Linked DNA regions of Mus musculus: all the other regions are linked to region 2. Evidence: chromatin loops called from intact Hi-C (ENCODE). Cell type or tissue: left cerebral cortex. All regions are shown on one strand.

Region 1 (5,000 bases), 90 kb after region 2:
AATTCTACTGGGTCTCGTGTTACCTTTAAGCAACAATATGTGTTTTGAATATGACAATTTGTGAATTTATACACATACTTACAAGTTGGAACTGTCATAAATAAGATTTAAAATATCCATGTAAGCCGGGCGTGGTGGCACATGCCTTTAATCCCACCACTCAGGAGGCGGAGGCAGGAAGATTTCTGAGTTCGAGGCCAGCCTGGTCTACAAAGTGAGTTCCAGAACAGCCAGGGCTATACAGAGAAACCCTGTCTTGAAAAGCCAAAAATAAATAAATAAATATCCATGTAAAAAGCATTGGTTTGTGTGTGTGTGTGTGTGTGTGTGTGTGTGTGTGTGTACCAAAGTTTTGGATTCTTCTGTATAAGTACTAAGGAGGCTTAGATTCCCATGAAAAAAAGTGTGCCTGGGTTCATTAAAAAAGCAGCGAAACCAGGGTTAGGTTTGTAACTCTGTTAGTAGACTGTCTAGCATACACAAAGCACGGTGGTGTGTGGGTTCCCTCTCCCCTCAGGGTCATTAACCACTGACCTGTGAGGGCAGAGGGGACCCAAGCGGCAAGTAGGGTTCAGAGAACTGTGAGTATGACGGCAGGACTTGTGGAGGCAGCCCCAGTGAGACAGCTCTACTTCAGTGTTCAGGGATAGGGATATGTAAGAGATAATAACCTCGTACTTAGTCATCATATGGCAAGAAGAGCAGAGTGGGACTTACTGGCTGAATCATGCAGGACTTGCAGGCAGCTCTGTGCAGGCTCATCCTGCAGCAGGGTCAGGCATCTGTACTTAAAGACACTAGAGATAAGGTCAGTGGAGAAAGGGAAGCCCCGCCAAGAAAGGGAGTCTTCCATTTTACTCCGGAGAGCTATCGGGTCATGGTGGACTGCTGTTTATTAAGCAGGGTCTTCCAACAGTGGTGTTCACTTATATACCCAGCTCTCTGGAAGTCGGAGGTAGGAGGACCGGAAGTTGAAGGCTATTCTTGGCTACCTAATGAGGGTGAGGCTTACCTGTGCTAATACCTGTTTCAAACCAAACCAAACCAAACCAAACCAAACCAAACCAAACCAAACCAAACCAAACCAAACCAAACCAAACCAAACCAGAGTAAGCCCCTAACAAAGTGGCTTGCAAAATGGCTGTACCATTATTCTGCATTCCCACCAGCGACAAATCAGAGTCCTCGGTGCTGTCTACAATGGCCAACATTGGATGCTTGTTGTCAGTGTTAATGATGAGCGGTATGAGTTGTCTTTTCACATGCTGATTTATCATCCGAGCATCTTCTCCAGTGCGGTATCTCCATGCCTTTGTCCTGTTTTAATATTGGGCTGTTTGTTTTTCTTTTTCTTGGATATTTTCTTTATTTACATTTCAAATTTTATCCCTTTCGCATTTCTCACCAAGCTTCCGGAACTCTCCTATCCCATTCCCCCTCCCCCTGCTTCTATGAGGGTGCTCCCCCACCCTCTCCCGCCTCCATGCCCTGGCATTCCCCTACACCGGGGCATCGAACCTTCACAGGACCAAGGACCTCTTCTCCCACTGATGTCCTACAAGGTCATCCTCTGCTACATACGCGGCTGGAGCCATGGGTTCCTCCATGTGTAGTCTTTGGTTGGTGGTTTTATCATTGAACTTTAGGAATCATTGTGAGGTTTGGATGGTAGTCTCTATGTGCCACTTGTAAGCACTGTCTGGAATTTATGTTCTCATTCTCTTGATATTCTTTCCAGCTTATCAGTTATTTTTTTCATGGATTTTGCCTTTTATATTGGACTTTTACAGATCACCTAAGTAACCAAGGCTTCTTCTTTGTTGGCTTATGAGAGTTTCAACTTCAAATTTAGGTTTATCATTTGCCTTGTGACAATGTTCCTGAAGATGTTGCTAGATACAGTTTTTTTTTAAAATGAGGATATCACATTCTAGCATATTCAATGAAAAGACTGTCCTTTGCTGGAGAAAAAAATGACTATATTTGAGCCTACTTTGGGTTTCTTTTGTATTCTGTTGATCTATTTGTCTTTTTCTTGATGAATGCTACTGTCTTGATTACAGCAGTCTGACAGATAGTCTTTCAGCTGTGTCATGTCTCTTCTTAAACTTTATTCTTCTCTTTTAGCATTGTGTTGTCTATTATGAGTCTCTTGCCTCTTTTCATGAATTTTAGAAGCAGCTCGTTGACATCTGGGAAGCGGCTCGCTGGGATTTCAATTTGGATCGAATTGAGTCTGTGACTAGGTTACACTCACTAAGTTGACTTTTTCTGCTGGGCAGACTCACCAGGATTCCTTCTTTCCTTAACCTTGGGTTCTTGCATCATTGCCTCCACCCTTATCTGCATTCCCTAGAGGTGGCAGAGGCTTACTGGTATGATAGTGCCACTCTGTGGCTTCCTCATTCATGTCTGCTTGCTCCTCTAGTCATTTATGTGACTGATGCCCCTAAGTGAAGCTTTTTTTTTAATGGAGTCTAAAATGGCTTCTGTTTGTCTGGTTGGCTCCTATTGATGCGTGAATATAAATATTCAATACATTACCTGCACAAGAATTTTTCTTATGCAATGGCTATAAACAAAATAACTGAAGTGGAAATTAGTCAATCAATCTATAAGAATATTTTTAATCTGAGAAAAGTATCCCAGGCAGACAACACTTTTCATAATTCCCAAATCTATAAAGCTCTGAAAACTGAATTTAAAATAAAATTGCAGAAAACTTATTTGATATGAAGATTCTGAGTTGAATTGTTATGAAGCTACCTGGAGCTTTTATAGCTTTTATAGTTGTTCATCGATAGGTAGATAGATTAATGAATTGAATTTCAGAAGATAGCCAGAGTCCAGTGATGAGGTCATGCAATACATGGAATTTGCACATATAAACTCCAAATGACTGGGTTCATACATCCACTGGACCTAGGCACAGGGTAGAAGTTCCACAACTCTAGAACATTTTACTTAAGAAAGAGTTAGTTTTGAGATTGGTCCCATGGAATTGAGTGAATGGCAGAGATGAGCAGTGAGGACATTCAGGGTAAGATGAAAGTTACAAAGGAAGCTGTAGGAAAAGGGAACATGAATACACGTAGTAAATAAGAGTAGGAGTGGGTAAAGAGCAGGAATGAATACAGTGTACATAATAAAGCCATCATATGTTGGATATTACTTTTAGGAATTGAAGCACTTTTAAGGATAATAACTTTGATGTTGTGCTTAGTCAATAAACTAAATGGCTGTCTTGTATTGCAGGGATGTATTGGAGATGGGGTTCATTTAACAGACTTCTTTAGTGGGAGAGGCAAGTAAATTGAAATAAGGCAACATAGTTCCAAACAAATGCAGATGATATGAATGTAGAATCTATAAGGTATGATAATTAGTGCCGTGGGGTGACAGGGTGGGAGGAAAACTCAACAGAAATATCCAAGAAAGAGAGCAGGTGTTGGGAGATGCATGTTTAAGTTAGGATATACTGAAGGACACAAATATGAAAGCCATCTGGAACGATAGAATTGACTGAAGATGGCAAGTAAATTTCTGCTTCCCTAAAGTCGTTTGTGGATTCACGAGTCGTGCAAAAGTGATCTCAAGTATGTTCATCGTGTGAAATTAGCATATGGAGAGCTCACTTTGGAAGGGAGAGATTTGCTTTCACCAGCACTTCCAAACAAAAAGTCTTGCCAACGCTAAAATGTAAATAGATTTCTGTAGCTAAGAATAGAGACCTCTATTTTCTTATCAACAATTCACTTCCCTAGTACATATTACATATGCCACGGCTCTACAAGCACATGGGTATAGGGAACTTTCGGGATAGCATTTGAAATGTAAATAAAGAAAATATCTAATAAAAAAATAAAAAAAAGTTCCTATTGCCTAATAACCCTGCAGCCACCATAATAAAATAGTGGTTGTTACATTGCTGATATAAACAAACACAGTACTTAGCCAATCCGTGGGAAGCCCTAGCATATACCATTATGCACGGTACATAAACTTGATGACAATAATAATAAATGACTGTTGCTAGTCTATGAATTTTAAAAATATCACATATTCTAAAAAGAAATTTCAGAATGATCTCATGGTTTAGACTTTATTATGAGTTTTGGTGACCACTCAAGGGTGGTAGGAAAAGTCTCACTCCTCAAAAGTGGTTCATTAGACAATTTTCCCCTTCCTTTGTGCAATGCCAGCCACAAAACCACAGACATTTTTATCGTTGCTCAAGAAACATTGAAAGTGCCCAGTCACTGCAACAGATGTACCTCTTACTATGGAGAGAGTGTCTTGCTAACAGGCAAACATGGTTTCTAAATTCACAAGTAGTTTCTTTTGACAAGTGGGACTCTTTGTGGTTAGAATAGGCTGACCTGTGATATATGGACACCAGGATGCTTTCACTAGTTTGACAGGACAGCTATGACAGCCTACCATAAACTAAATTTTACTTTTCCAGGTTTGGATGCTAGAAGCCTGACATCCAGGTGCCACAGAGCTGTTGTGAGATGGTAGGCTCTGTCCTAGGCCTGTCTCTGTGACTCATGGATACTGTCTTTCCCTGTGTCTTGTCACTTCATCCCCTCTCTGCCTGTTGATGTCTCTGTAAATTTCCTCTTTTATAAGAATGCCAGTCACTTTGGATCAGGGTCTACTCTGATGTCCTCATTTTGATGGATCACTTTTATAAAGTCCCTGTCTCCAGTTCAGGACACCCTCGGAAGTACTGGGTGCTAGGAATCCAGCATTTCTTTTTGAGGTACATAGTACAAGCCATAACACATTATAATTAGGTGTGTTCCTGTGGCTTATATATTCCAGGTCCCCACTGCAACATGTAAAAGCCTACTACATAGATTTGAAACTGGAAAGAACTGGGCTGCTGTGAACTCACAGTGAGCCTCCAGGGTTACTAACTGCAAGGTGACTATTTGTTTATGGAGGCTTCCCTTACTTTACAATAATATTATTTTCTTGGGATGGGAGTGTAGCTA
Region 2 (5,000 bases):
GACTCAGGGCTCTAGGGGTAAATAGCTCCTTCTGTACATTGGCTACTAATGCTTCATGATAAATAGTGACTTCTGTCCAATAACATATCAGTTTTGGGGGGATAAGGATGGAATAGACAGTAGTCAGAGCCAGACACCTTTCAGTTTGTATGTTTTGTGCAGCATCAGGAAATCCCTGTTTCTTTTTTCACCCTGCTGGTATGTCACGATGGCAGAAATGACCATGTCCCTCATTTATATAATTGTAATGTTAGAAAGCGACTGTTGGATAACCAGGACATGCTCTTAGGCTTGTGATATTCGTCCTCTGGACAGAGACATCAGGCTTGCATAGGGAGTTTACACAGTGCTGTTTAGCATGTCCTGAATTTTTACCTGACCTAGAGCCTTCTTCTGCCATGACTTTCTACTTGGGTAGCTTTTTACACTTCCCTGTACCAGGGTAAGGTAATGCCATTCATTTTATTCTGCATTGTCATCGTAAGTGGTGCTGTGTTACATAAAAGTACATTCCCACATACATTACACACAGAGACCATATGTTTGAAGGTGTGGTTGTACCTATTGTTCTGATTCGTGGCAACTTACTCCATATGATATTTAAAATGCTTTTTCCAAAAGGGGAACACCACCACAGAGTTACTGGTTTCTAAGACCAACCCACTGCATGGGAGATGTTTCAAGAAAATGAAACATCAAGCAGAATTAAAGTTGAACCATCAAACACGGTGAATCTCTAATAACACGGCTTTTGACCGGATTTTCTGTTGACTACAAGTTCCAGGGGTCCATTCAATACAAGAAAAAGGAAAAAAAAACCTACTTTTGTTACTTATTTAGGAACTAAAAGCTGAATTACAATGTTTTGAGAAAGTTTGGCTTGATGACAGAAACACATTAGGTTTTTTTGTTTGCTTATTTTGTCTTTTTAATCCTTCTATATTACTGGATCCAGAGGAAACTGAATGTTTTTTTTTTTTTTTTTTTTTTTTTTTTTTTTGAGCCATGGAGACTTGTGCTTCTCTTACATGCGGACTTAGCGTCTTTCTTCCCCGAAGTTCTGACAGTGTTCCTTCCTCTGCCTTACTATTATCGTGTGTTTAAAGTCCTAGCCCTCTGATCTCTTTTTCCCATCTGTCACTTTACAGATCAGCTTAGCTTGCTCTCCTGAGCTTCCAGGATGCACTGGAAGTTTATGATGAGATTCTAATTGCAGTAGTTATTTTTTAAAAAAAGTCCAGCTATTTCTGTGTGTGTTCCTACTCTCTCTATTGTAGATTACTGCTGTTATTACTGAATTAGAGTCTAGTTGACCAAGAGAGCAAGGCATATCCTTTGTTTAGACTTTCTTAGGTATCCAGGACAGGGCACGTAATGTGCTTGTGATATTGGCAACTATATGATAGATTGTGTAGTTAATGGAATTTATTTAGCCCTGCTCAGAATTAATCTACCGCAGCTCTAGGGACCCAAGAGAGACCTCCTCATCTCTCTCTTCTCTCCTCAAATTTAGCACTGTGTTTGATCTTATTTGAACTTCTAATTTCTAACTCCTATTAAGTTTGATATGTAGCCAGCACTATCAGTATTTCTCAAGAACTTGTTACACCTGCAGACTCTTAGGCCCCTCTCTCATCTCAAATTATATTCTTGATATTATAAAAAAAAACCCAGTCCTTGAGAAACACAATCCTAGTATGCTGCCCCAATCTCTCCTTTTCTCTTCTTCCCTTTCTCTTCTTTCCTGCTCCCTTCTCTTCTTTCTTCCTTTCTCCTGATTTTGGGACAGGGTCTCATATGCCAAGGCTGATCTTGATCTCACTTTATTGTGGAGAATGATCTTGATTTCCGGTCATCTTCTTACTATGTCACGGGTGCTGGAATTACAGGCATGTGCCATGTGTGGTTCTGGGAATGGAACCCGGGATCTCTTACATGTTATGCAAGCCCTCCAACCAAGTGAGCCCTCATCTTTTCTTGTCATGTGCTTATCATCCTCTGGTGGAGACCCCACAGCCCATTGTGTGAGTAACACTCTAAGCCCATACTCCCAACTCCTGAGGATGCATGAGTGTCTTCTCTCAGCCTTGAGCAGCAGCCTGGAACAGTCACAAGCATGGCTCACTGGAGCAGACAGGTGCCAAGACACTCAGCTCATCCAGCACCTTGTCTCAGCCTGCCAGGGTCTCTGTTTCCCTGGCAAGTCTTGTCCTCTCTGCAGAAACTGTTTTGTGAAAATTCTGCATTCTATTCAAATCTCATGTTTTCCTAACTCCTCATTTTAAACAGATGAATTTTCCTCCTACTTCCTGAAGAAAATAGAAGGCATCAGATGGAACTCCCTTGGCTTCTTGCTACCAAGCCCATACTCCATCCAAACCCATGCTCTCTTCCCTTTGTTTTAGCAAATGGTTATCAGCTGATCTCATCACCTATGCTTAGAATCCCATCCCCTCATCATAGGCAACTCACTCACTTCTTCCTCCTCAGTGGTCTTCCACTCTGTTGTTTACCAGATATCTTCATGGTTTCATTGTTCCCAGTTACATGTAAGCCTATTTGCTCTTCTCCCATCTCAAAGACAACTTTTTTTCTTGAAAACCACATTCCTTTCAAACCCCCTTTTGTGTTTTCCTCCCAAGAGTTCTCATTATACAGCGAATTTCTTTTCCCATCTCCAATTCCAACATCCAACTTAGCTGTTTCTCCTAGCTGGTAACAATGCTGGCCAAGGTCACCAGTGAACCCTGTGATTTAAATACAATGGACACTTTCCATTTTTTTTTCTGGGTTCCCAGCATTCTTGCCCACTCTTCTCTCTCTCTCTCTCTCTCTCTCTCTCTCTCTCTCTCTCTCTCTCTCTCTCTCTGTGTGTGTGTGTGTGTGTGTAATATGTGTTGTGTTCATTCTAGCATCTAAGACACCATGCCATCCAGACTTGCCTTCTTGCTTTCCAGCAATTTCTTCTCCTTTACAGTTACCTTTCTCTAAACATAATAGTCAGCACTTTGCTATTTCCATCCTATACTTCATTAATTTACTTCTCTAGACTGGTTGTGATTGAGATTAAGTTTCAAATCCACTAGATTTATTATACTCAAGGGGCTGGTAGAGAACGGCTCAGTCCATAATGCACTTGCCTTACCAAAATGAGTTTGATTCCCAGAACCCACCTAAAAATGCTAGGTGTGATGGTGCATCCTTGCAATCCTACTTCCAGGGATGTGGCGACATTAGGAGCCCTGGAGTTCCACCGCCAGTGAGTCTAAGGTAATTGTTGAGCTCCGTGCTGCTGAGGATTATGTTTCAAAAGAGGTGGGTGGTATTCCTTAGGCTCAACCCTGAAGCTGTGGTCCAGCATCCATGTACACATGCATGCACATGCGTGTTCTTCTGCGTGCACATGAACCAATTCTCATGTGAGAATGTGCTCATTCTCACACATGAACATGTACACAACCATGTGTATTAAAGAAAAAAAACCCCATCAGTGTCCGTGGAAAGAAGACTAGTAAAGGAGAAAGGAGTTGAACTTAGAAACAGGTCCTGCAAAGCTTTGGTCAAAGCAGCAGGTATTATGATGGGAATCACCTGTCCATCCTTCAGTAGACTCAAGCATCTTTACCTTTTCGTTGCTGCCTTGTCCTTTGCCAGAGGAGGGATGCAGGAAAGGAATTTCTTGTGAAGAGCCTTAGAGATGAAGTCTCTCCACTAATCTAATACTTCTCAATTTCGGCATCAAATCTTTTATTGGAACTCCTTCCAATACTAGGATCTGTGTGCTATATCTCTCTATAGGACATGCATTCCATTTTATATAATTTTATTTTATTTTATTTTTTTTTAATTTTATTTTTGGTTTTTTGAGATAGGGTTTCTCTGTGTAGCCCTGGCTGTCCTGGAACTCACTCTGTAGACCAGGCTGGCCTCGAACTCAGAAATCCGCCTGCCTCTGCCTCCCAAGTGCTGGGATTAAAGGCATGTGCCACCACACCCGGCTTATTATTATTATTATTATTTTTAAAATCTATGACTCAATTTTTAATCAGTTGACTGATAAATCCTGAACTTACACTCAGACTTTTGTGTTCTTCACTCTTATACCCAACTGCCTAGTGGAAATCATTATCTGGACATCTCAAAGGATCAACATGTCTAAACCACATCAATCAACAAAGCTTGCCAGATTTCACTCTTACATTTCCCTGAAGTCCTTTACTTTCCTTTGTCCTATTGCCACCATTCTAGCACACACTACTACTTTCTCTAGCCTGGGCTCATGCACAGTTATCCTATTTGTTTTTTCCAAGGTCCCCTCTTTCCCTTTCCTACAGTTTATCCTCGGGTGGGCAGTGTAATGCTTTCAAATGCAAGTTAGAATACTCAGATTGCTTTTGCGAGTAAAATCCCTTCGGTGATTTACCATGATTATTTTGGGATAGAGGCTATCATAACTTTGAAGGGATTTTCAGTCTGTGTTCCCGGACCATTCTAATGTAGCTCCTCTTTCGTTCAATTCCTATAGTCCAGGGACAATGTTCTCTGGCCCTCCCCCACCCCTGGAAAGTTAGAATTATTGATGGGTCTTGTAGGGTCTCACAACACCATTTCCTTTGTTAGAAATAATTGCCTCCCCTTCTCCAGCTTGATAGTTTTTTTCAATCTCCATTTATTCTTACCTTAGGCCTCCATTTCTCAGATAAGAATTTTAGCCTGACTCTTACAGCATTTAGCTTTAGTCCTTCCTTGCACATATGTTAGGATGCAAGTGTATACACATGCACGATCATTTAAGTAATGTTTGACTTCATGCAAGTGCTCTTCATGAGTATAGAAAACCACTTCGATTTTTTAAAGCCATCTCAATGTTTGACACTGTCCCAAAATGTCTGCCAACATATATTTATTAAATTAATGAAACCTTCTAATCTAGAGCACCTGATAGCTTTGTTAGCCCCCATTCAATATGGAGTTTAGTGTGCAAAACTATCGTAGGCTAT
Region 3 (5,000 bases), 65 kb after region 2:
GGTCCCAAGCAGTAGCAGATGATACAGATTTTGGGGTGGGTCAGCTTAGAGCCCTAGATCTTATCTTGGGTGGTAGCTGATCTGGTCATCCAACTGGCTCTTCCTTATCCACACCATCATGGCTAGCTTTCCAGAACTGCTCTGGCTAGGCCACCCAGTGCCACCATTGGCAGGAGGCAGGGTTGGTGTTCCTGCTGTAACATCCTTGGGGTCAGCTCATCTGTGTTTGTGCCTCCTGGGCCAGTCCACTGTGCTGTCCAGTCAAACTCACTCTAACCAAATGCTGCAGCCTGCCAGAGGCTAGATCAGCTCTCTTGTTCTCTCATCCTTGGTGCTCACCTGTGCTTTCACCACCAGGGCAAGCTCCACTGTGTTGCCCAGGTGAGGTTTCCAATTTCTTAAGTGCTACAGCCAGTGACTGAGTAGCCTCAGAGAGGGACTAGCTCTCCTGCTCTCAGGGACAGCTCTCCCTACTACTGATTACTGTAGGTGGTGAGCATCCACACTACCTCATGGCAGATGAGTGGCTAGGCCAGCTCTCCCATACTCTTACCCTCAAGGCCAGCTCACTTGGTCCCCCATCACCAGCATCAGCTCTGCTGTACTGTCCAGGTGAGGTGCAGGGTCTGCTGTCCCAAGTGCTTCAGCAGATGAAGGGCAAGACTAGTTCTCTTGTGCTCAAGAACCTGGGGACAGCTTTCTTGATTGCCAGGGTTGGGGGTGCAGATCACCTCTGTGTCCATGTCATTCTAAGCAGACAAATGGAGGGGTTAGTTCTCCCACATTCACACAGTTGGGGCCTGCTCTACCACTCCCCCACCACTGGGGCCAGCTCCAATGTGCTGCCTGACTAAGCGCAGGGCCCACTGGGCAATACAAGTGAGTGCTACCACCAGTGAGGCTCTCCAGAGCCAGTGAGGGGCAGGGCCAGTTCTGTACATCCTCTGGACACCCACATAACCTCTCATGGGGACATCAATACTGATCCCTGATGATGCATAGCCACAGTCCCAGACATGGCCCTCAGCAGCAGCTTAGGCTGGGACCTCACCATGGCTGTAGGTCCACTCACAACAGACGATTCATCTCCACCCTTGAGTCTCCAGTTCTGTCGCTCTTCATAATGTTCAAGCTGCTCCATCTCTCTTTCTCTCCTATCTGACCACCACCAAATACTTTCACACTGTGGTGGTTCCTGCTGAAGGCTGGTCATGCAGCTGGTTGGCATGGTGGTCCACAGGTCTGTGTCTTCTTCTTCCTATGCTATGTCACGTAGTGGTCGTCTCGGCTCTGTGTGTCTATGGCCTGCTCATGCTGTGGGGGTGGAGGGCAGGTCTGTGGGCATCTTTCTTCACCTGCGCTGGATAGGATGGTAGAATGCAGTTCTGTCTTCCTCCTTCCATTCTGTGCTGCTTGGATTTGATTTGGTTTGATTTTCTGGTGGCCTAGGCATAAGATTGCTTTGGTCACCAAGCTAGGATGAACAACGGACGGCCATCTGCTATGCCCCTGACTGAAAGAAGGCCACAGTCACCAAAAGGAGTCTCTTTGCCCATTACCAGGGGATGCTGACTGGTGTTTTTGAAAGATAATGTCCAGGAATTGCTGATGTGGGCCATCTGGTAAAATTGGAATCAGAGCAGAAGAATATAAGGTTTTTTTTTTTTCTTCTACATAATAGGACCTTTGGGTCTCCTATGTCCACAGTGTGCAATTATAAGAGGCAATAAATTCAATATGCTTATAAAATGCAGTAATAATAGCTCAAACAATTAATCTCCACACGGTCATCTGATACAGTTTATCTATTAGAGTCACATGAAACCTGCCTTCCATCGACATCATTTCAAACTCTCAGAAACCGTTTGCTTTACTTGGGTGGAGTTATTTTTACTAAACACACAACCAGGGAGAAACGAGTCTTAGCGCATGTAAGCTAACATTTTGTACTAGTGAGAACATATTTTGGTAGGGAGAAGACGAGGGCTAAAAATAGTCACCTTGGAAAAGCCACTTTTATCAGGCTGATTCGGCTGAGAAAGGTCCTTGAACTCTTGTCTTACATTTGAGATCTTTTTTTTCCTCTCTTTTGTTTCTTTTTCCTTTTTAGTCAGTTTCAGCAACAAGAGAAGGTTGATGTTGCATATTAAGTAGTTTATGGTTTTAAGGCAAATAGGATTGTGTCTATGGAGAAGAAGTTTCTTCTAAGGAGAAAATGGGCTAATTTTGGCTCATTTCCCTAGAGTCACAATTTCCTATCTGATGGGAATCCAAGAAGCTCGAGTGTACATACTTGAGAAAAGACAGTGGGAAGAAGAGACACAGTGGAACTTCAGAGTGGCCCTTTGAACTGGAGGGCAGCCACAGAGTCCAAGGTTTTAGAATTAGGATTGTAGGGCAATTAGGGGGCGGTACAGAATCTTGAGGGAAATCAAACACAAATGTGAGTTGTGTGGACACAGGACCCGTTTGTCTTGAATCTATAGCCATCAAAACTTCCTTACAGGATTGGTCCATCAGCTGGCTGCCTGAGCACCTGGACATCAGAGTCAGCCTGGCCTCAGTTCAGTGGCAAACAGATACTGGGGTCAGAATGGTAGAAAAGATTTGTTTTTCTCACCAACGTGACAACTGGTAAATAAACGATAAAGAGAGATTTTTTTTTAATGTAAAAAAACGGAATGGATTTTCTAAAGTAACAAATTCAACTCCCCTACGTTTGTATACTTCTGTTGGTTTGTTCTTGGTCATAATAAAATGTCTAGGCCCCTTATAGTGACCATTCCTATCAGTTAGTAGTCATTGTCCATGTTGTCATTTCACTGTCCTGATTTGTGGACATGCACCTTCATACTCAGCCAGCAAGTTCCATATTTATCTACATACCTTTAATCCTCAATATATATTTTTGTGTCTGGACAGGTAAGTGTAGGTGTTCATGCATGTGACAGTTTTGGGTTTTTTCCCTTTAAAAATAGTCTCTTAAAAGATCCTTGAGTTTTTTTTATCTTAAAATTAAACTTTTCATGTATTTATCCCCCCCCCCCCCACAGAGCAGTTTCCAAGGCTCAATACAGGCAAGATTTAAGTCCTCATGTCTCTCATTCTTTAGTACAAATGTTTTCTTCATTTCTACTATGTTTTAAATGTGAAACATGTATAAACTTTTTGGAGATATGCATATACATATATACATGCATACACATACATACACATATGTATATACAAATATATAGATGTATACACAGGCATATATATGCATATATATATGTATATAGAGAGGCACACATATATACATGTTTACACACCTATATACACACATATTCACACACACATACACACATACACACACCCCACACACACCCTAAGGATATTCTCTTTCCAGTTTGAGAAAGACTGATGAAAGAAAATAAGGTTTTATCCTATGGAAATTCTTTTCAATATGAAGTGTTGTTACAAAAGAATTGTAGATTCATAAAGGAATAAGATAATTATTAAATGATTCCATCAACATGACACATCTACTTTAAAATCAGTTTTTTAAGAGGTGTGTGTGTGTGTGTGTGTGTGTGTGTGTGTGTGTGTGTACTTGGTCCTTTAAGGCAGTACCAGGACCGATGGACACTTTGGGGGCAAGACAAGGTGAATGGCTTGTGTCCCTGCATTCTCCATTCTCCACCCCCAGAGTCCTCTCTCTGTGCTCATACTTTATAGCAGAACCTGCTGTCACAGCAGTGACCTTGTTCCCTTGGGGATCAGAAGTGCTGGGTACAGAGAGCTTGTTCCCAATTCCCTCCTCATTTCCTTCTTGGAAGCAGCATAGTTTCTATGGCTGGTTGATTTGGGTGGAGATATGAAATAAAAATGGACACAGAGGCCTGGCTCCTTGCTTTAGTTCAGCTCAGATGTGAGGGGACAGCCCTTCTGGGGACTCTAGGGAACACACTGAGGCCTGTGCTGAGACTTCAATTCCATTCCAACTTTCCTCATATCCCATCCTATTTGCTTCAAGTCCTTGGAAGTGTAACTGATATAAACATCTCCTACCCATCTGTATGAAATTATCGATCTTGGGAGTCCATACAAGACAAATTCTTGACATTAATAAATGGAGTATAGATGTCACATATCCGTGACAACCTCTTTATTCTGAGGCATGATTTTACAGAGGTCTCTTATTCTTCCCTATATGGGAGGATCTGTACAAAAAGGTAAATTCAACCAAGTTGGGCAAAACCAGAAAGACCCATAGAACCAGTTCAAATGACCTTGTTTGGGTTTCTAAATTGGCCAAGTAAACAGAACTATGACCACAACTCTTCACTCTGTATTATGTAGGTGTTCTACAATTATAATATAGTATTTAAGCTAACAGAGCTTGGCTGACATGACAACACAGTACAAATCAGGAAGGGGAACGTCTCTATGGGTTTATGTGTGACTAGCACTCAATCCTTTTATCCTTTAGTAATCTTGTTTTTTTTAGTTGGTTATCTTATTTGTTTACATTTCAAATGTTGTCCCCCTTCCTGCTTTCCCCTCCAAAAATCCCTATGCCATCACTTCTTCTTCCTGTTTCTATGAGGGCTCTACCCCCCCCCCCCCGCCACCAACTCTCACCTCACTGCCCTAGCATTCCCCTACACTGGGGAATCAAGCCTTTACAGGACCTACGGCCTCCCCTCCCATTGATGCCGGACAAGGCCATCCTCTCTCACATATACAGTAGGAGCCATGGGTCTCTCCATGTGTACTTTTTTGGTTGGTGGTTTAGTCCCTGGGAGCTCTGGGAGAAGGGGGGGGGGTGTCTTGTTGGTTGATATTGTTGTTCTTCCCATGGGGTTGCAAACCCCTTCAGCTCCTTCAGTCCTTCCCCTAACTCCTCCACTGGGGTCCCTGTATCTGCATCTGTATTGGTCAGGCTTTGGCAGAGTCTCTCAGGGGACAGCTATACCAGGCTCCTGTCAGCAAGTGCTTCTTGGCATCAGCAACAGTGTCTG

What was found. A loop is a pair of places that touch in the nucleus more often than their neighbours do. Peaks named below come from ENCODE experiments on the same cell type or tissue, not always from the same donor. Only the 100,000 strongest peaks of a DNase experiment are listed, where the experiment ranks them.
Region 1: a loop joins it to region 2, with 2.3 times the contacts of the local background. A loop is called at or near these places in 3 of 42 quality-filtered maps.
Region 3: it touches region 2 in a loop (2.2-fold over the local background); 2 of 42 quality-filtered maps call a loop at or near these places.

What each region holds. Positions count from the first base shown.
Region 1 is chr10:107,947,487-107,952,486 of GRCm38, reverse strand. The region is part of intron 1 of Gm29685 (predicted gene, 29685); the gene reads right to left. Among named protein-coding and RNA genes, the nearest start is that of Gm29685, 3.3 kb to the right of the region's middle. In left cerebral cortex, a CTCF peak has its summit at 2,396; DNase peaks (open chromatin) are centred at 2,346 and 3,531.
Region 2 is chr10:108,037,445-108,042,444 of GRCm38, reverse strand. No RefSeq gene overlaps it. Among named protein-coding and RNA genes, the nearest start is that of Gm29685, 93 kb to the right of the region's middle. In left cerebral cortex, no CTCF peak of the experiment used is centred here; DNase peaks (open chromatin) are centred at 467 and 2,238; H3K27ac peaks cover 1,535 bases.
Region 3 is chr10:107,972,592-107,977,591 of GRCm38, reverse strand. It overlaps Gm29685 (predicted gene, 29685), which reads right to left. Exons shown (of 6, transcript NR_131147.1): 6 at 1-1,619. Among named protein-coding and RNA genes, the nearest start is that of Gm29685, 28 kb to the right of the region's middle. In left cerebral cortex, no CTCF peak of the experiment used is centred here; a DNase peak (open chromatin) is centred at 1,948.